2 separate regions of the Mus musculus genome follow, and region 1 is linked to region 2. A link is a loop called in an ENCODE intact Hi-C map of the cell type or tissue named here. Cell type or tissue: heart. All regions are shown on one strand. Each heading gives the region's core, and the rest is flanking DNA. Links, peaks and the distances in the headings are about the cores only.

The links. Peaks named below come from ENCODE experiments on the same cell type or tissue, not always from the same donor. Only the 100,000 strongest peaks of a DNase experiment are listed, where the experiment ranks them.
Region 1: it touches region 2 in a loop (26-fold over the local background); 5 of 42 quality-filtered maps call a loop at or near these places.

What each region holds. Positions count from the first base shown.
Region 1 is chr5:145,642,435-145,652,793 of GRCm38, forward strand. It overlaps the pseudogene Cyp3a63-ps. Among named protein-coding and RNA genes, the nearest start is that of Cyp3a41b, 63 kb to the left of the region's middle. In heart, for the core only: no CTCF peak of the experiment used is centred there; no DNase peak of the experiment used is centred there.
Region 2 is chr5:145,462,532-145,472,890 of GRCm38, forward strand. Cyp3a16 (cytochrome P450, family 3, subfamily a, polypeptide 16) reads right to left here and starts at 7,192. Exons shown (of 13, transcript NM_007820.2): 1 at 7,039-7,192; 2 at 4,936-5,029; 3 at 2,502-2,554; 4 at 538-637. The coding sequence starts at 7,109. In heart, for the core only: no CTCF peak of the experiment used is centred there; no DNase peak of the experiment used is centred there.

The sequences.
Region 1 (10,359 bases), core at 1,027-9,026, 180 kb after region 2:
AGAACTGACTGGTACAATCTGTCATCTGATACACACTTTTATCCAAAATCTTGGCAGGGGCTGAGGAGATGGCGCAACAGATAAAGGAACCTGAACCATGCCTGATGACATGAGTGCAGTAACCTGGAATTGGAGAACTAACTTCCACAATTTATACTCTTACCTGCATATATGTACCAGCATACTTGCCCCAATTCAGGAAAAAATATGATGCGAAATAAAACATAAACAATGAAGTCTCTATATGAAGAGAGACTAAGCATGAATCATTTACCAAGCCCTTAGCTAGATTAGCCTGCCCCTACTGTCAAATGGCATACTAAAGTCAATAATAAAGTGAAGAATGTAGGCTTCTATATAAAATGACCCATCGTGGCAAGGAAAAGGAGCAAGACGTTTGCCAGAGCATATCAGTGGGACCTGAAGCAATGCATAGCATGTCAGGAAAAGAGTTTCAGAGAAGAAAACAAATTAGAGGAGGCAGTAGATAAAAGTTCAAGCCTGGGGAGAGACTCAGAAGCCCCACACTCTCAGAGGATTCGGGAGCGAAGATTGTGTGAAGGACATGGGCATTGCGAAAGTGACCAGGTTGTAAACTGAACAAATTAATAACTACTGGAAGAAAAAAAATACCTCGAATCCATGGAACATCAAACCCTGTCAAAAAGCCTCAGTGTGCAATATTTTCATGTCAATTAGACCTTTGAACCCTGGCAGTTGATAGGAGGCATTATCACCTTTACTCATGGCTACATTTCAGGCTGCCCCCATCCTTGCACAAGTGAATTGTGTCCTCCTAAAAACAGTCAACTAGATGGAAATTTCCAGAATGCTCACCCCCATGTTTTTCCATACTTTTCATAGCATTCCATGTCAAATTTCCAAAAACCCTGGAAAGAGAAATAGAATGAATCCCATTACTGCCCTCTATGTACTGACCACTCTGTAGCCAGAGCTTGAAAATCCTCAGATCCCATGAAGTCAGGTTTATTGTCTCTGGCAGAAAAAAGATCTTATTTTGAAATGTTTCATGTGTCAGGAGCAGGATGGGTTGGTGGGGAAGGGCAGAATGAGAAAGCAGGACACATAACACGCTGTCATTGTGTCATTGGACTGTACACACTGACTCACAACGCATACACACAACACACTCTAGTAATAATAATAATAATAATCATAATAATAATAATACACAATTGTTTTACAGAATGTGCAAGAGAAGCACAGATCCTGTAGGAAGAAAATCGAGAGCAGACAATAGCGCAAACTTTGCCACTCAAACTCTGGGTGTGAGCTTGGGAATGTGTGTCTGGAGGAATGACCATTTCAAAGCAGGCTATCTACATGGCACATTACATTCTCATTACTCAATTTTCTAATAAGTTTGTTAAATCATACTTTACCTAATGTCTTTGATTTTAACAAATCTTTAAAAGAAAAAGAAGAAAATAAACACTCTATGTAGGTAAGGATCTAAGCTGACTGACAACCATCATCCTATCTCAAATATTCTCACTTGCTACTGAAACTCATGCCTAAGATTGCTACCTTAAAGGAAGAGAGGTGGCTGTAGGTCCATCACAGTAGCTAGAGTAGAGCAGTTTGCCAAGCATGCATGAGATTTGCATCTCATCCTCAGTATCAAAACAACAACAACGACAACAAAAGAAAAACAAAAAGAACAACAAAACCTACAACATGTCACTAAGCCTAAAGCACTGGTTGAACTTGCAAAGGGTCCAAGTTCCGTTCCCAGAATCCACATCCTGCATCTTGCCTCCACCTGTAATTCTAGCTCCAGGGAATTGAGAACCCTCTTCTGTCCTCCATAGTTGCAGCACTCACATGCACACACACACACACACACACACACACACACGCAACATTATACACATAAAATCTTTCTAGATGAAACAGTCACTAACCAGGACCCCAGTACATAAATAAAGAGAGAAGCTAAATTTTCTAGTTCTGAAAAACCTAAATATAAATAGTACATGCTGAGTCTACTGTTATAGAAAAATCTTCATGGGTTTAAAAATTGAGCAGAGAACTCAAGTATATGAAATGGCTCCAAAATGTGGGTCCTGGAGATCTGTGATAAGCTGCTGCTTCAGAAATATTCAGAAAAAAGAACAAAAGTGTAGATCATAAGAACTCATACAAAGAGAATTTTAATCTAGTAAATATAGATTGGTGTCCTAGTAGTTGAAAATCCCTTGAAGATTTCCTCCAAATAACTACAGTAGAGCCTCCCTGGACTCTACACTGAGCAAGAAACAAACTCTTCCTTTACTGCTCACAAGATCAGAGTATCACATCATTAGTATCAAGACTGAATGACAGGGAGATCTGGGCATTTTACTCAAGATGAATTTCAATTGATTGCCACTAGAGCCAGTGAGATGGCTCCAAATGAAAAGGACCTTGCTACCAAGCCTGATAACCTGAGCTCTATCCCTAAGACTAAGATTTCAGCAAAAGCAGACTGAGTCCCACAACCTGACCTCTGACCTACATGTGCCTGCTGTGCTGTGGCATATACACAACCTCTACCAAAAATAAATAAATGGAGTAGTGACAATGGGAGCTAAGGAGATGCTTCAGTGAGAAAAGCAATCTGTCAAAAACAGAATTTGACTCTGAAGGTCTGTGTAAATACCTGGGAGGAGGTAATAGAACACATGTGCAAGAGTCAGAGAAAAGAGACCCCAAGAGCAAGCTGGTTAACTAAACTAATCAAGTCAGAGAGAGCCAGGTCAAAGTGAGAGACTCTGACTCAAAGGATGAACTGAAGAGCAATCAGGAAAACACACAGTGTGAACCTCTGACCTCAAACGCACACATATACATGCATATTCACCTGCACACACATATGGGCACTCACACACATGCAAATGCCCATATACATACTATAAAATTACACAGGCACACAGCATCCACATCCACACACATATACATGCATATGCCCCTGAACACATATATGGACATTCGTATATGTGCAGATACCCATATACATACTATAAAATATAAACACATACAAATATTTAATTAGTTTTACATGGCTAAAATATCTCAGAGGACCACTGGATTTTGACAGGAATCAAGAGAAAACAGAGTATGAGGATCTGATATCTCAGCATTTCCTCAGTAGAAGCATTTAATAGAACTAAGACATTATTAGCCGCAAGCAGAAGCCAAAAGGAAAGCTAAATCAACACTCACCTTGTAATAATTCAGCACAGTGCCTAAAAATGTCAGAGCTTTGGGCCCAGGAATTCCCTGTTTCTTAAAAAGTCCTTGTGTAAGGGTTCCATATCTATAAGGGAAACGGAAACACTTGCATCCACACACACACACATAGAAGAGAAGAGACAAGCAAGACCATCATCAAAAACTGAAACAAATCAACAACTGGGCTCCCTCCTTGCCCATTTCCCAGAGAGCTTTGTGAATAGTGAATTTGCATGTTAGCCAATTGCTGCTATTCATGTGTGCTGAGTTCTCATGGATCTAGGGATAACCAAAACTAAGTTAGGCCATAACTAGCCTAAGTGATATCATTAAACTACTGGGAGATGGCTTTGTTCACTGTGCATTCAATTGCTGTTTTCTGTACCCAAAGATCCAGTGCAGAGCTCTGGTTCAGACTTTGGTATTGTCCTTATCATGAAGCATCTCCTGCATCAGTATTTGGAAAACATTCTTATCCAGCTTCTTCTGATTGGTCAAATCAAGGATACAACAGCCTATAGCTGGGCAAGAGAGAAAAACATGAGAATTCTGTGCCCAGAGTGAGGGAGAGGATCTCAGGTGGGACCTGGGGACTCAGTAATCAGGACACAAAGAAGAGAGATGTGCCAGAGCAAGACTACAATGGCAGGTAATATGCCACAGGGTTGGGAATTAGGCTGGGGAGTAGGCCAGGCAGGCTAGAATAGCTCAGAATCTGTCAGCTTAGTGCCTGAACCTCTGATATATATATATATATATATATATATGTAAATATACAAACAAAGAAACTAAGGCTGGGCATAGAAAACCATAAAAGAGGAAGCTGTAGAAGAGTTTGGGTTGGGTGCCTAGCAGATCTGCATAAAGTCATTATTAACATTAACAAGAGTTAGTACCACTGGAGATATAGATCAGAAGTAAACAGTTTCCCTAGCATATATAGGTGTGGCTTGATCTCGTTTATGGCCAAAACATTAAAATGAAAAATTAACTTTGTCCTTACTTCATTTGAGGCCTTCAAGATGACTCCACAAGTAAAGGCATTGACTGATAATGTTGATAATCTGAGTTTGGTCTTTGGGACCCACATAATAGGAGAGAACTGGCTCTCAAAATTCCTCTTTTGACCTACACACACACACACACACACACACACACACACACACACACACAAGCACACACATACAAAAACAGATACATGCACACACATACACTATACCATTTGCTGCCCCTAACCACAATAAATTAAAACATGAAAATTTGAAAACTTTTTACAAGCATTAATTTCAACTTTTGCTAACTGTTGGGGGAGGGTCTTTCATTCTCTGTATTCAGATGCTGGTTTCTGTCCCCTGAGACCCTGATACTCGTCAGAAGTGGGCAATCTCATCAGTAATAAAGAATCCCCTGTATCATTGGGGTTTCAAGAATACTCCCCAGCTATCTCTTATTGGTTAACAAAGGGCTGAAAATCAAATTACTGGGCAGAATAGAACAAGTTGTTAGTCACAGGCAGGTTAGGGTCCAAGAGAAGTAGGGCTCACAGGCAGGTAGAGGAAGAAGAAGGTTGTCAGGAGGTCAGGCATCAGAAAAAATCACCAAGAGAGCTCACCATAAAAACACACATGGAATGGAGAAAGACTGGGAAAGGTCAATCTGCAAGGAAAATGGGGCTTGTGGCAGGGATGTTATAGCTTTGTGGGTTAGAATAGCTTAGAACTTGTCCAGTCATAGTGCTTAAAGCTTGCTAATGAACTTAGTAGGTCTCTGTCTCAATTATTTAGGAGCTAAGCAGGTTACAAAAGCTACCACCCTTTAATACCATACTAGCTATGAATGTGGAAGTTGTCAGATCCCCTGGAGCTATAGTTACAGATAATTCTGAGCTCCATTTGGCTCTTGCAATTCAAACCTGTGTCTTCTGAATGGAAAGTCAGTGCCCTTAAACACTGAGCCATCATCTCTCCAGCCCCCGCTTCTGATAATCATCTTGATCTTTCTAATAATAACAGAGTAGAGGTCTGAGTATCACCCCAATCCTGGGGGCATGGTCTGGGAAGGAACTGGGAAGATCACTCACCGGTAGAGGAGCACCAGGATGATTGCCAGGAGGATCCATGTATCCAGTGAGAGAGCTGAAAACAGGTTCATCCCTGCTTGTCTGTCAGCAATTTTACTCCTCAGTGTTCTCCCTCCAGATGTGTGTGTGTGACTCTCTGTAGGGCTTCCTTTCTGCCTACTCTGCTGTGCCTGAAGTACTTATATGCTCGGAAGGTGGGTGGCACTAGGAATTCAGCCAGTAAATGGATTACCCCTGCATCACCTGGACTTTGGTCGTCCCTTTCCCAGGACAGTTTATATAAGTTCATTCATAGCCTATGTTGACCTTCTTTAAGGTAACGTCCTGTGTGACATCAGTAAACCACGGTGGCATGTGGGTAAGGCCAAAGGATCTTGGTTTCTATCAGAAATTCAAGCAAAATCTACAACATGAAACACTCCCTCACCAAGCTGGCTAGATTTAAAAGTAGACTCAGACACTAGAAGCAGGAGTCTCAGAAGTTCAAAGACAAAATTCAAAACCATATGAAATGTTTTAGACCTGCCTGAGATATGGGAGACCATGTCTCATAAAAATTCTTTTACTACATCTATCCATCAAAATTCAACACCTGTTATCCCTTGACTGTAGTACCAGTGATAAAGAGACAGGTCCTGCCACTCACTGCTGCCTATTGAGAGAGGGAAGAATTATACTCAGTTGTGATCCACTTGTGACTGGTGACAAAGACTCTAATGGACAGTTCCATGCCCACAGTCACACACATGGCACTAAAGTCTTCAGGACACAAAACATTTCACAATACAGGAAGGAGATATTCAGGGAAAAACTGATGCTGATGGGATTGGGGTAAAGAGGGAATTTAACCAGAATGCATTCTATACACAAAAAGTTGTCACACACACACACAGAAAGAGAGAGGGGGAGATAGATTGATTTAAATTTAAAATTAACCATTGAAATACAGCCAGCTACAGTAAAACATCATCTGAGAAAGCCCAAGGAGTCTTGCGGAAGTGTGAAGGATAGGACTGAGTGAGCCAGAGTAGTTAACAACACAACAAAAAGATCTACAGAGTTAACTAACCTGGAATCTTGGGACTGACAGAGACTGAGCCACTAACCAAAAAGTATGCAGGGGTTGGACCTAGGGCTGCTACACATTCATAGAAGATGTTCAACTTGGTCTTCATGAGATTCCCCCAACAATTGCAACAGAGACTGTCTCTGACTCTGTTGCCTGCCACTGGATCCCCTTCCCCTATCTGGACTGCCCAGTATGGCCTCAGTGGGAGAGAATGCAAGTAGTCCTGCTGTGAATTGGTGACCCAGGGGAGATTCCCTGGTAGGAGCTTTACCTTCTCTGAAGATAAGGAAGGAGGGCAATCGGGAAGGGATTTGTGATGCTGTGACTGGGAGAGGAGGGAGGGGTTGCTGCTACCAACACTTTTTTTTTAATTTAGTAGAAAACAAAAACAAAAAACGAAAAAACAAAAACCCCCCAAATTTCCAAGCCAAATCAGGATCCAAAAGCTCCTAAGTATAGGAGGGAATACTAAATACCAAGATGGACTTTAGGAAAATCATACAAACAACACTGTGGACTTGAGGTCATAAAATTCATTGTCTTCTAACTGGAACCTCAGAGTTCAAAAGGCCACACAATCAGAGATACATGCATATATATGCACCTAAAATCCATCAAGCTGACATCAGACAGTGATTGCTAATATTTACTGTCCTGAGAACTTTGTCCACAGTAGCTAAGAACATCCAATCTACAACTCTGTGAGGGATAACTGTCACAAGTGAACCAACCATGCCCCAAATGATAACTCATTCAATCAAGGTTACAAAGTTCATCCCTAATACAATGAGGATCTAAGAGATCACGTTCAAAAAGTTCAAATCATTTCTAAAGTTCAAATTCTCCATCTTTTAAAATTACTAATTAAAATAAAATTAGATCAACTCCTCACTCCAATTCCTCTAATCTCCCAACTTCCTCTCAAATTCATGGCCCTTTTATCATCATTATTATTATTGTTCCATGTATATAAATGTAGATATATGAATACATCCTGTTGAGTTCATTTAGTGTGGCTTAAACATATATGATTTCAGGGCTGATCACTTGGTGCAGACAAAGAATGGTGGGACTTATCCCAAGGGAAGATTTAGTCTCCCTCTCTCAGGAATCATAATTGCCTGTGGTTCTTCATTTAGAAGAGAAGTTTTGTTACCTGTCCACTAACATGTCTATTCCAGATGTCATTGTTCAGATCTTGTCTAGGTAATCATATTGTTAATGTTTCATGAGTGTGGCTCCCCTGTCATTTCTGAGCGACACCATCCGGTAGCAGACTTCTGACTCCTCTGACTCTTACAATCATTTTTACTGCCCCATTTCCTCAGTGTTCCCTGTGATTTAGGTGTGGGGTTGTGTTGCAGATGTCAAGGTCTTCACATTTAACAGAATCACACCTGTCTGATGTCATACAGGATTAGTCAGGGATCTAGCACCTCATTCAAACTGGGATGCTCTCCAGTGGGTAAAAAACAACCTGCACTCATCCCTCTAAGAAGGAGCAAGGTAAGGGGGACCAGCGAGATAACAATAAGGGGTGGGGAAGGTGAAACAGGAATTCTACAGTTCCTTTCTTGCTCTAAAGGATAAGCCATGCTATTGTTTTTATAGCAAAGAAAATCAACAAGAATTTCCATATGATGGTTACTTTCTAATTCTTCCCAGAAGGCTGTCTTGAGGTTAGCTAGTCATTAACACACACATAGCACATCAGACCTTTCAAGTGCCTTTACACTCTCTTTGTGGTCCTCGTGATTTTTCCCTGAGATAAGTAAGCTATTGTCCGCATTTTGGAGCTGAAGCAATGACTCAGAAGTTAAGATCATTGTCTGCTCTTGTAAAGCACATGGGTTCAATTCCCTGTAACATTCTCATGGCTCACAATGGTCTTTAGCTCCATCTCCTGGGTTTTTGTAGTCCTATTTTGGCCTCCAAAGGCATACAGGCATACATATAGTGCAAAGATATGCATGCCAGCAAGACACCCATACATATAAAGATTTTTTTCTTAAATCTCTAGAGCCCATGTTATAGAAGTAGAGAACTACACAAGTGAATGAAGTACCAAAAAGTGATTGCTACTGGATTTTTTAATTAAAAAAATTTTTTTTGGATATAATCCAAAGGATTTCATAAACCATATCAACCCAGAGAATTAGTGTGGAGGGCACCATGCCCATCACATTTATAACTTGCTGCAAATCAAACTCAAAAAAGAGAACAAAGCAATAAATGTGTGCCTTTCTTGTGAGAATGACACCAAAAAAGTCCTAAGCTAAATAGTAACAACAACAAAAACCACAGAGGACATGTCATGACAACCTGGATTCAACCCAAATTTGGGATGCCTAGCACAGAATACAATGTGGATATCTGCTGCCCCATTAATGATGAAAGAAAAAGCTATAGGCTTTCAAGGTAGCTCAGAGAACAAAGTTACCTGTCTCCAAACCTGACAACCTGAGTTCAATTCCCAGCATCTATGTGATGGAATAGAAGAATGAATTTCCACAACTTGTCTTCTGGTCTCCAGACCACACACGTATATGCTTACATATAAACAAATAAATATGTAATAAATACTTTTTTTAGACAGTGTTTCAACGGTGTAGCTAGCCCTGGATATCCTGGAATTGCTCTGTAGATCAGTCTGGCCTGAAAGTTGTAGAGATCCTCCTGCTTCTGCCTTCTGAGTGCTGGGATTAAAATAATGTGCCCAGGAATGTGGAGGAAGGCATCATGAGGGTTCAGGATCTGGTGTGTTAAGAGACAGGAGAGAAAGCTACAGGTATTGAAGAGTGAATGAAAATCTGCAGCTCCTGAATGTGAGCTAATGGGGCATCTCTAGGGGATGATAGAGACCTGGAATAGGGAGGGATCTCAGGAGTCAATATGGGAGACCTTAGCTGAGAAGCACAGCAATGTTGATTTGAAACCTGAAGAGGCCACCTCATGTATTTAGGCAGGACCCTCAGTGGAGAAATAAGGACACGAACCCACCCCAAAATTTTTTATCACAAAATTTGGTCTGTCCACAAGAAATGCAGGGATAACGACGGAGCATATACTGAGGGAATGGCCAATTGGCTTTGAAAAAGGCCAGTGGCTTACCTATCCAAGAAGTTACACCCTGTTTCCAGCGGGTGGTTTTCTTGCCTGAAAACTATTGCTGCCATAACACTGCTTGTCAAGGATGCTGATACACTCACTCTGGGACAGCAAATAGGTGTAGTGGCACCCCATGCTCTCAAAAGCATTATCCAAAAGCCCTTTGACTGATAGATAATGACCAACGCTCCTGTGACACATCAGAGCTTCTTGTTGACTGAACAAGTAACCTTCACTTCGCTCCACCTGCTGTCCTCAATCTCACTACACTACTGTGTGAGACTTCACCTACTCATCACTGTACTGACATTCTGGCAGAAGAAAAACTGGTACTTGAAATGATCTGAAGGATAAGATCAGCCTTGTCCTGAGAGTCAATCCTGTACATGGCCCCTAACGTTGCACACTGGGGATCAGATCTCTATCTCTACCCAGGAGCTTGCTTCATTCCTAAATCCCTTGGCTAGCCCAAGTTTTACCCAACAGACTGGAACCATTAATTCAAGCCTCATAGATCACTTGTCCTTGTGTCCTACGTGGTTTTAGAGACTCACCCGGTGAGCAAACAGACGTTTAGGCGGTCGTTAAAACGTGGCTACAAATTTATTATACAATATGCCTTAATAAAAATATTAAAATGGGGGAGATGTTGGGAGCTATTAAGACAACACTATTGTCCTGATCTCTGAATTGGGCCTCTCCCCCCCGAGAAGAAAAGGGGGTCAAAAGCGGGCCACAGACACACCATTCTGAGAACAACCAAAGAATGTTCCAGCCCTAAGTCATTGCCGATGTCCTGACCACACCCTGATACCACCAAGTTTCTGCTTCCCAGTGTCACTGCCTAAAGAAAAATTTCTACTGCCCC
Region 2 (10,359 bases), core at 1,568-9,567:
TGAAAGCCAGAAGGGTCAGGGAATCCAAAGAAGACATACAGAGTCAAATAACCTCGGCCCATGGGGGATCACAGAGATTGAATAATTAACCAAAGTACTTACAGGGGATGGACATCGGCTCCCTACACATTAGTGTCAGGTCTTTGTGTGAATCTCCTAAAAATTGGAGCTGGGACTGTCTCTGAATCAGTTGCCAGCCACTAGATCTCCTCCCCCTAGCTGGACTGCTTGGTTGTGCCTCAGTGGGAGAGGATGCACTTAGTCCTGATGCTGGTGGATGTCCCAGGGAAGGTGGTACACAAGGGGGACTTCCCCTTCTCTGGGGGGAAGAGGGTGGGGCTATGGGAGGAGGGATCAGTAAGGGTAGGACTGGGAGGAAAAGCGGGAAGTGTGCTGCAATCAGGATGTAAAATGAATACACACACACACACACACACACACACACACACACACACACACACACACACACATATATATGTATATGTGTATGTGTATGTATGTGTATATGTATATGAATGAAAAACCAATGTGACCTACCTGCCGGTTTGTGAAGACAGAAAAACATTCCTTCACTAGCACATTCTTAATCGTCTCTGGGTCCGTGATGACAAAGAGAGGTATTTGACCATCAAACAACCTGTGTGGGGAAGACAGCTGATGAACCAGGTTCTGACGTGAGAGCCACACCCAGACGTTGATCCTAATGCTTCAGGACCCTCACTTTGCTTATACAATGCATGGTCACAGGAGTTCCCAGTTCAGCTTAGGAATTCTGACCATGTACTCAATGGAGTCATTGGAAAATGATAATTAATGTCATTCAAGACACAATGAGCCACTTAAAGACAAATCAGCTCTTTAAGGCACCGCACTTAGAAATAACAAGTGGAAATTTGGCAAGTCTAGATGTGTATATGTGAGAATTGCCCATATCATTTTCTATGAATTTGCATATTTTAAATATTGCAAGGGTCTGGAGCAATGTCTCCACAGTTAAGAGCACATGTTGCTCTTGCAGAGGACCTAAGTTTGGATCCTAACACCTACATTGGGTAGCTCACAATCACCTCTAACACCAGCTCCAGGAATCTCCAATACATCTGGAATACACCAGAGCCAGAGGCAGGCAGATCTCTGAGTTCAATGCCAGCCTGGTTTACAAAGCAAGTCCTGGACAACCAGGGCTACACACAGAGGAACCCTGACTTGAAAAAGAAAAAAAATATTAAAAATACTAGAATATGTCAACATCTGGTGTTGGGATGCAGCTCAGTATTAGGGTACCTGCCTAGAGTGCAGATCCTGCTTTTGATATACTGATATTAAAACACAGAATTTAACTGAGGTGTTTGTATCTACTTCTTCAAAGCTCAGGTAGTCTGGAAGACAGGACAGAAAGAGCATGGGAGTCAGGAAGCAGAGGGGAGAGCTGGATAGGATTTCTTCTGTATTCCTGAATTCACTGTAGCTGGGAGAGCCTCCACATGCTCTCTGCATGACTGTCAACATTCTTGTAAATGAATTATGATCCTGACCCTGTCTGAAGATTTGCACACAGCTAGTTCCTGGAAGGAGAAAATAAGTGGTCCAAAGTTAGAGGCACCTAATGCAGTCAGCTCAGTTCCTGGGATCTATGTGTTGGAAAGAGAGAACTGACTGGTACAAGCTGTCATCTGATACACACTTTTATCAAAAATCTTGGCAGGGGCTGAGTAGATGGTACGACAGATGAAAGGCACCTGTTTCAAGCCTGATGACATGAGTGCAGTAACCTGGAAGTAGAGAAGTAATTTCCACAAGTTATCCTCTGACCTGCATATATGTACCAGCATACTTGTCCCCAATCCAGGAAAAACATATGATGCAAAATAAAACATAAACAATGAAGTCTCTATATGAAAAAAGGAATTGATTTCATGCTAAGCATGAATCATTTACTAAGCCCTTAGCTAGATTAGCCCTCCTCTACTGTCACATGGCATACTAAAGTCAATAATGAAGTGAAGAATGTGGGCTTCTATATGGAAATGACCCATCGTGGCAAGGAGGTGGAACAAGATGTTTGCCAGAGCATATCAGTGGGACCTGAAGCAATGCATAGCATGTCAGGAAAAGAAAGTTTCAGAGAAGAAAACATATTAGAAGAGACAGTAGATAAAATTTGAAGCCTGGGGAGAGACTCAGAATCTCCACAGTTTCAGAGGATTCGGGAGGGGAGATTGTGTGAAGGACATGGGCATTGCGAAAGTGACCAGGTTGTAAACTGAACAAATTAATTATTACTGGAAGAAAAAAAACTCGAATCCATGGAACATCAAAGCCTGTCAAAAAGCCTCAGTGTGCAATGTTTTCATGTCAATTAGACCTTTGAACCCTGGCAGTCAATAGGAGGCATTATCACCTTTACTCATGGCTACATTTCAGGCTGCCCCCATCCTTGCACAAGTGAAGTGCCTCCTCCTAAAAACAGTCAACTGGATGGAACTTTTCAGAATGCTCACCCCCACGTTTTTCCATACTTTTCATAGCACTCCATGTCAAATTTCCATAAACCCTGGAAAGAGAAATAGAATGAAATCCATTACTGTCCTCTATGTACTGACCACTCTGTAGCCAGAGCTTGAAAATCCTCAGATCCCATAAAGACAGGTTAATTGTCTCTGACACAGAAAAGATCTTATTCAGAAATGTTTGATGTGTCAGGAGCAGGATGGATTGGTGGGGAAGTGCAGAATGAGAAAGCAGGACACATGACACCCTGGCATTGTGTCATTGGACTGTGCACACCGACTCACAACGCATACACACAACACACACTAGTAATAATAATAATAATAATAATAATAGCAAAAATGATGATGATGATAATAATAATAATATGAAATGTTTTACAGAATGTGCAAGAGAAGCACAGATCCTGTAGGAAGAAAATCCAGAGCACACAATAGCACAAACTTTGCCATTCAACCTCTGGGTGTGAGCTTGGGAATGTGTGCCTGGAAGAATGACCATGGGCCATGTTTCAAAGCAGGCTACCTACATGGCACATTACATTCTCATTACTCAATTTTCTAATAAGTTTGTTAAATCATACTTTCCCTAGTGTCTTTGATTTTAACAAATCTTTAAAAGAAAAAGAAGAAAATAAACACTCTATGTAGGTAAGGATCTAAGCTGACTGACAACCATCATCCTATCTCAAATATTCTCACTTGCTACTGAGACTCATGCCTAAGATTGCTACCTTAAAGGAAGAGAGGTGGCTGTAGGTCCATCGCAGTACCTAGAGTAGAGCATTTTGCCAAGCATGCATGAGATTTGCATCTCATCCTCAGGGCCAAAACAACAACAACAACAACAACAACAACAAAAGAAAAACAAAAAGAACAACAAAACCTACAACATGTCACTAAGCCAAAAGCACTGGTTGAACTTGCAAAGGGTCAAAGTTCCGTCCCCAGAATCCACATCCTGCATCTTGCCTCCACCTGTAATTTTAGCTCCAGGGAATTGAGAGCCCTCTTCTGTCCTCTATAGGTGCTGCACTCACATGCACACACACACACACACACACACACACACACACACACACACACACACACACACACACAACATTATACACATAAAATCTTTCTAGATGAAACAGTCATTAACCAGGAAGCAGTACCTAAATAAAGAGAGAAGCTAGATTTTTTAGTTCTGAAAAGCCTAAACATAAATAGTACATGCTGAGTCTACTGTTATAGAAAAATCTTCATGGGTTTAAAAATTAAGCAGAGAAGTGAAGTATATGAAATGCCTCCAAAATGTGGGTTTTGGGAGATCTGTGATAAGCTGATGCTTCAGAAATATTCAGAAAAGAACAAAGGTGTCACTCATAAGACCTCATACAAAGAGAAGTTTAATCTAGTAAATATAGATTGGTGTTCTAGAAGTTGGAAAACCCTTCAAGATTTTCTCCAAATAACTACAGCAGTGCCTTCCTGGACTCTACACTGAGCAAGAAACAAACTCTTCCTTTACTGCTCACAAGATCAGAGTATCACATCCTCAGTATCAAGACTGAATGACAGGGAGATCTGGGCATTTTACTCAAGGTGAATTTCAATTAATTGCCACTAGAGCCAGTGAGATGGCTCCAAATGAAAAGGAACTTGCCACCAAGCGTGATATCCTGAGCTATATCCTTAAGACTAAGATTTCAGCAAAAGCAGACTGACTCCCACAACTTGACCTCTGACCTACATGTGCCTGCTGTGCTGTGGCATATACACAACCTCTACCAAAAATAAATAAATGGAGTAGTGACAACGGGAGCTATAGAGATGCTTCAGTGGGAAAAGCACTCTGTGAAAAACAGAATTTGACCCTGAAGATCTGTGTAAATACTTGGTAGGAGATAATAGAACCCATTTGCAAGAGTCAGAGACAAGGGACCCCGAGAGTAAGCTGGATAGCTAAACTAATTAAGTCAGAGAGACTTGACTCAAAGGATGAACTGAAGAGCAATCAGGAAAACACACAATGCCAAACTCTGACCTCCTCATATGCACACATATACATGCATATTCACCTGCACACACATATGGGCACTTGCACAATTGCAAATGCCCATATACATACTATAAAATTACACACACACACAGCATCCACATACACACACATATACCTGCATATGCCCCTGAACACACATATGGACATTCATATACATGCAGATACCTATATACATATTATAAAATATAGATACAGCAAATATCTTATTAGTTTTATATGGCAAAAATAGTCCCAGAGGACCACTGGACATTGATAGGAATCAAGAGAAAACAGAGTATGAGGACCTGATATCTCAGGGTTTCCTCATTAGAAGCATTTAATAGAACTAAGACATTATTGTCCACAAATAGAAGCCATAAGGAAAGCTAAATCAACACTCACCTTGTAATAATTCAGGACAGTGCCTAAAAATGGCAGAGGTTTGGGCCCAGGAATTCCCTGTTTCTTAAAAAGTCCATGTGTACAGGTCCCATATCTATAAGAGAAACAGAAACACTTGTATCCACACACACACAGAAAAGACAAGCAAGACCATCATCAAAAACTGAAACAAATCAACAACTGGGCTCCTTCCTTCCCCATTTTCCAGAGAGCTTTGTGAATAGTGAATTTGCATGTTAGCCAATTGCTGGTATCCATGTATGCTGAGTTCTCATGGATCTAGGGATAACCAAAACTAAGTTAGGTCATAACTAGCCTAAGTGATATCATTAAACTACTGGGGGGTGGCTTTGTTCACTGTGCATTCAATTGCTGTTTTCTGTACCCAAAGATCCAGTGCAGAGCTCTGGTTCAGACTTTGGTATTGTTGTTATCATGAAGCATCTCCTGAGTCAGTATTTGGAAAACATTCTTATCCAGCTTCTTCTGATTGGTCAAATCAAGGATACAACAGCCTATAGCTGGGCAAGAGAGAAAAACGTGAGAATTCTGCGCCCAGAGTGAGGGAGAGGATCTCAGGTGGTACCTGGGGACTCAGTAATCAGGACACAAAGAAGAGAGAGGTGCCAGAGCAAGACTACAATGGCAGGTAATATGCCACAGGGTTGGGAATTAGGATGGGGAGTAGGCCAGGCAGGTTAGAATAGCTCAGAATCTGTCAGCTTAGTGCCTGAAACTCTAATACACACACACACACACACACACACACACACACACACACACACACACACACACATATATATATATATTTCTGTGTAATTATACAAACAAAGAAACTAAGGCTGGGCATAGAAAACCATAAAAGAGGAAGTTGTAGAAGAGCTTGGGTTGGGTGCCTAGCAGATCTGCATAAAGTCATTATTAACATTAAGAAGAGTTAGTACCACTGGGGCTATAGCTCAGAAGTAAACAGTTTCCCTAGCATATATAGGTCTGGCTTGATCTGCTTTATGGCCAAAACATTAAAATGAAAAATGAACTTTGTCCTCATTTCATTTGAGGCCTTCAAGATGACTCCACAAGTAAAGGCATTGACTGATAATGTTGATAATCTGAGTTTGGTCTTTGGGACCCACATAATAGGAGAGAACTGACTCTCAAAATTCCTCTTCTGACCCCCCCCCCACACACACACAAGCACACACATACAAAAACAGATACATGCACACACATACACTATACCATTTGCTGCCCCTAACCACAATAAATAAAAACATGAAAATTTGAAAACTTTTTATAAGCGTTAAGTTCAACTTTTGCTATCTGTTGGAGGAGGGTCTTTCATTCTCTGTATTCAGATGCTGGTTTCTGTACCCTGAGACCCTGATACTCGTCAGAAATGGGCAATCTCATCAATAATAAAGAATCCCCTGTATCAATGGTGTGTAAAGAATACTCCCCAGCTATCTCTTATTGGTTAATAAAGGATTGAACAGCAAATTACTGGGCAGAAGAGAACAAGTCGTTTGCCACAGGCAGGTTAGGGTCCAAGAGAAGAAGGGCCCAAAGGCAGGTAGAGGAAGAAGAAGGTTGCCAGGAGGTCAGGCATGAGAAGAAATCACCAAGAGAGCTCACCATGAAAACAGACATGGAATGGAGAAGACAGGGAAAGGTTACACTACAAGGAAAATGGGGCCTGTGGCAAGGATGTTGAAAGCTTTGTGGGTTAGAATAGCTTAGAATTTGTCCAGTCATAGCACTTAAAGCTTGCTAATGAACTTAGTAGGTCTCTGTCTCAATTATTTAGGAGCTAGCCAGGTTACAAAAGCTACCACCCTTAAATACCATACTAGCTATGAATGTGGAAGTTGTCAGATCCCCTGGAGATATAGTTACAGATGATTCTGAGCTCCATTTGGATGTTGGGTTTCAAACCTATGTCCTCTGAATGGACAGTCAGTGCCCTTAAACACTGAGCCATCATCTCTCCAGCCCCTGCTTCTGATAACCATTTTGATCTTCCTGATAATAACAGAGTAGAGGTCTGAGTATCACCCCTATCCTGAGGACATGGTCTGGGAAGGAACTGGGAAGATCACTCACCGGTAGAGGAGCACCAGGATGATTGCCAGGAGGACCAATGTATCCAGTGAGAGCGCTGAAAATAGGTTCATCTCTGCTTGTCTGTCTGCAATTTTACTCCTCAGTGTTCTCCCTCCAGATGTGTGTGTGTGACTCTCTGTAGGGCTTCCTTTCTGCCTACTCTGCTGAGCCTGAAGTACTTATATGCTGGGAAGGTGGGTGGCACTAGGAATTCAGCCAGTAGATTGATTACCCCTGCATCACCTGGACTTTGGTCGTCTCTTTCCCTGGACAGTTTATATAAGCTCATTCATACCCTATGTTGACTTCCTTTAAGGTAACATTCTGTGTGGCATCAGTAAACAACAGTGCCATGTGAGTAAGGCCAAAGGATCTTGGTTTCTATCAGAAATTCAAGCAAATTCAACAATATGAAACACCCCCTCACCAAGACTGGCTTGATTTAAAAATACACTCAGACAGTAGAAGCAGGAGCCTCAGAATTTCAAAGACAATATTCAAAACCATATGAAATGTTTTAGACCTGCCTGAGATATGGGAGACCATGTCTCATAAAAATTCCTTTACTACATCTAACCTTCAAAATTCAACACCTGTTATCCCTTGACTGTAGTACCAGTGATAAAGAGACAGGTCCTGCCACTCACTGCTGCCTATTGAGAGAGGGAAGAATTATACTCAGTTGTGATCCACTTGTGACTGGTGACAAAGACTCTAATGGACAGTTCCATGCCCACAGTCACACACATGGCACTAAAGTCTTCAGGACACAAAACATTTCACAATATAGGAAGGAGATATTCAGGGAAAAACTAAAGCTGATGGGATTGGGGTAAAGAGAGAATTTAACCAGAATGCATTCTATACACAAAAAGTTGTCACACACACAGACACAGACACACACTGACACACAGACACACACAGACACACACAGACACACAGACACACACACACACACACACAGAGAGAGAGAGAGACAGAGAGACAGAGAGAGACAGAGAGAGGGACAGACAGAGACAGAGAGAGACATAGACAGAGAGACAGAGACAGAGACAGAGACAGAGAAACAGACAGGGAGAGAGATTGATTTAAATTCAAAATTAGCTATTGAAATACAGCCAGCCACAGTAAAACATCATCAGAGAAAGCCCATGGAGTCCTGTGGAAGTGTGAAGGATAGGACTTAGTGAGCCAGAGGGGTTAACAACACAACAAAAAGATCTACAGAGTTAACTAACCTGGAACCTTGGGACTGACAGAGATTGAGCCACTAACCAAAAAGCATGCAGGGATTGGACCTAGGGCTGCTACACATTCATAGAAGATGTTCAACTTGGTCTTCATGAGATTCCCCCAACAATTGCAACAGAGACTGTCTCTGACTCTGTAGCCTGCCATTGGATCCCCTTCCCCTATCTGGACTGCCCAGTATGGCCTCAGTGGGAGAGAATGCAAGTAGTCCTGCTGTGAATTGGTGTCCCAGGCAAGATACCCTAGTAGGAGCTTTACTTTCTCTGAAGAGAAGGAGGGAGGGCAATGGGGGAGGGATTTGTGATGCTGTGACTGGGAGAGGAGGGAGGGGTTGCTGCTACCAAAACTTTTTTTTTTTAAACTTAGAGAAAACAAAAACAAAAAACGAAAAAAACAAAAACCCCAAAAATCTCCAAGCCAAATCAGGATCCAAAAGCTCCTAAGTATAGGAGGGAATACTAAATACGAAGATGGACTTTAGGAAAATCATACAAACAACACTGTGGACTTGAGGTCATAAAATTCATTGTCTTCTAACTGGAACCTCAGAGTGCAAAAGGCCACACAATCAGAGATACATGCATATACATGCACCTAAAACCCACCAAGCTGACATCAGACAGTGATTGCTAATATTTACTGTCCTGAGAACTTTGTCCACAGTAGCTAAGAACATCCAATCTACAACTCTGTGAGGGATAACTGTCACAAGTGAACCAACCATGCCCCAAATGATAACTGATTCAATTAGGGTTGCATATTTCATCCCTAATACAATGAGGGTCTAAGAGATTTCATTTAATTTCAACAATCAGTTCTAAAGTTCAAATTCTCTATCTTTTAAAAATTATTAATTAAAATAAAATTAGATCAACTCCTCACTCCAATTCCTCTAATCTCCCAACTTCCTCTCAAATTCATGGCCCTTTTATCATCATCATTATTATTGTTCCAGGTATAGAAATGTAAATATATGAATACATCCTGTTGAGTTTACTTAGTGTGGCTTAAACATATATGATTTCAGGGCTCATCACTTGGTGCAGAAAATGAGTGGAGGAACTTATCCCAAGGGAAGTTTTAGTCTCCCTCTATCAGGAATAATAATTGCCTGTGGTTCTTCATTTAGAAGAGGGTTTTGTTACCTGTCCACTTTAACATGTCTATTCCAGATGTCATTGTTCAGATCTTGTCTAGGTAATCATATTGTTAATGTTTCATGAGTGTGGCTCCCCTGTCTTTTCTGAGAGACACCATCCGGCAGCAGACTTCTGACTCTTCTGACTCTTACAATCTTACTGCCCCCTTTCCTCAGTGTTTCCTGAGATTTAGGTGTGTGGTTGTGTTGCAGATGTCAAGGTCTTCACATTTGACAGAATCACCCCTGTCTGATGTCATACAGTATTAGTCAGGGATCCAGCACCTCATTCCAACTGGGCTGCTGCCCAATGGGTAACAACAACTTGAACTCATCCCTCAAAGAAGGAGCAAGGTAAGGGGGACCAGCGAGATAACAATAAGGGGTGGGGAAGGTGAAACAGGAATTCTATAGTTCCTTTCCTGCTCTAAAGGATAAGTATTGCTATTGTTTTTATAGCAAAGAAAATCAACAAGAATTTTCACACGATGTTTACTTTCTAATTCTTCCCAGAAGGCTGTCTTGAGGTTAGCTAGTCATTAACACACACATAGCACATCAGATCTTTCAAGTGCCTTTACACTCTCTTTGTGGTCCTCATGATTTTTCCCTGAGATAAGTAAGCTATTGTCCCCATTTTGGAGCTGAAGCAATGACTCAGAAGTTAAGATCATTGTCTGCTCTTGTAAAGCACATGGGTTCAATTCCTTGTAACATTCTTGTGGCTCACAATGGTCTTTAGTTCCATCTCCTGGGTTTTTGTAGTCCTATTTTGGCCTCCAAAGGCATACAGGCATACATATAGTGCAAAGATATGCATGCCAGCAAGACACCCATACATATATAGAATTTTTTCTTAAATCTCTAAAGCCCATGTTATATAAGTGGAGAACTACACAAGTGAATGAAGTACCAAAAAGTGATTGCTACTG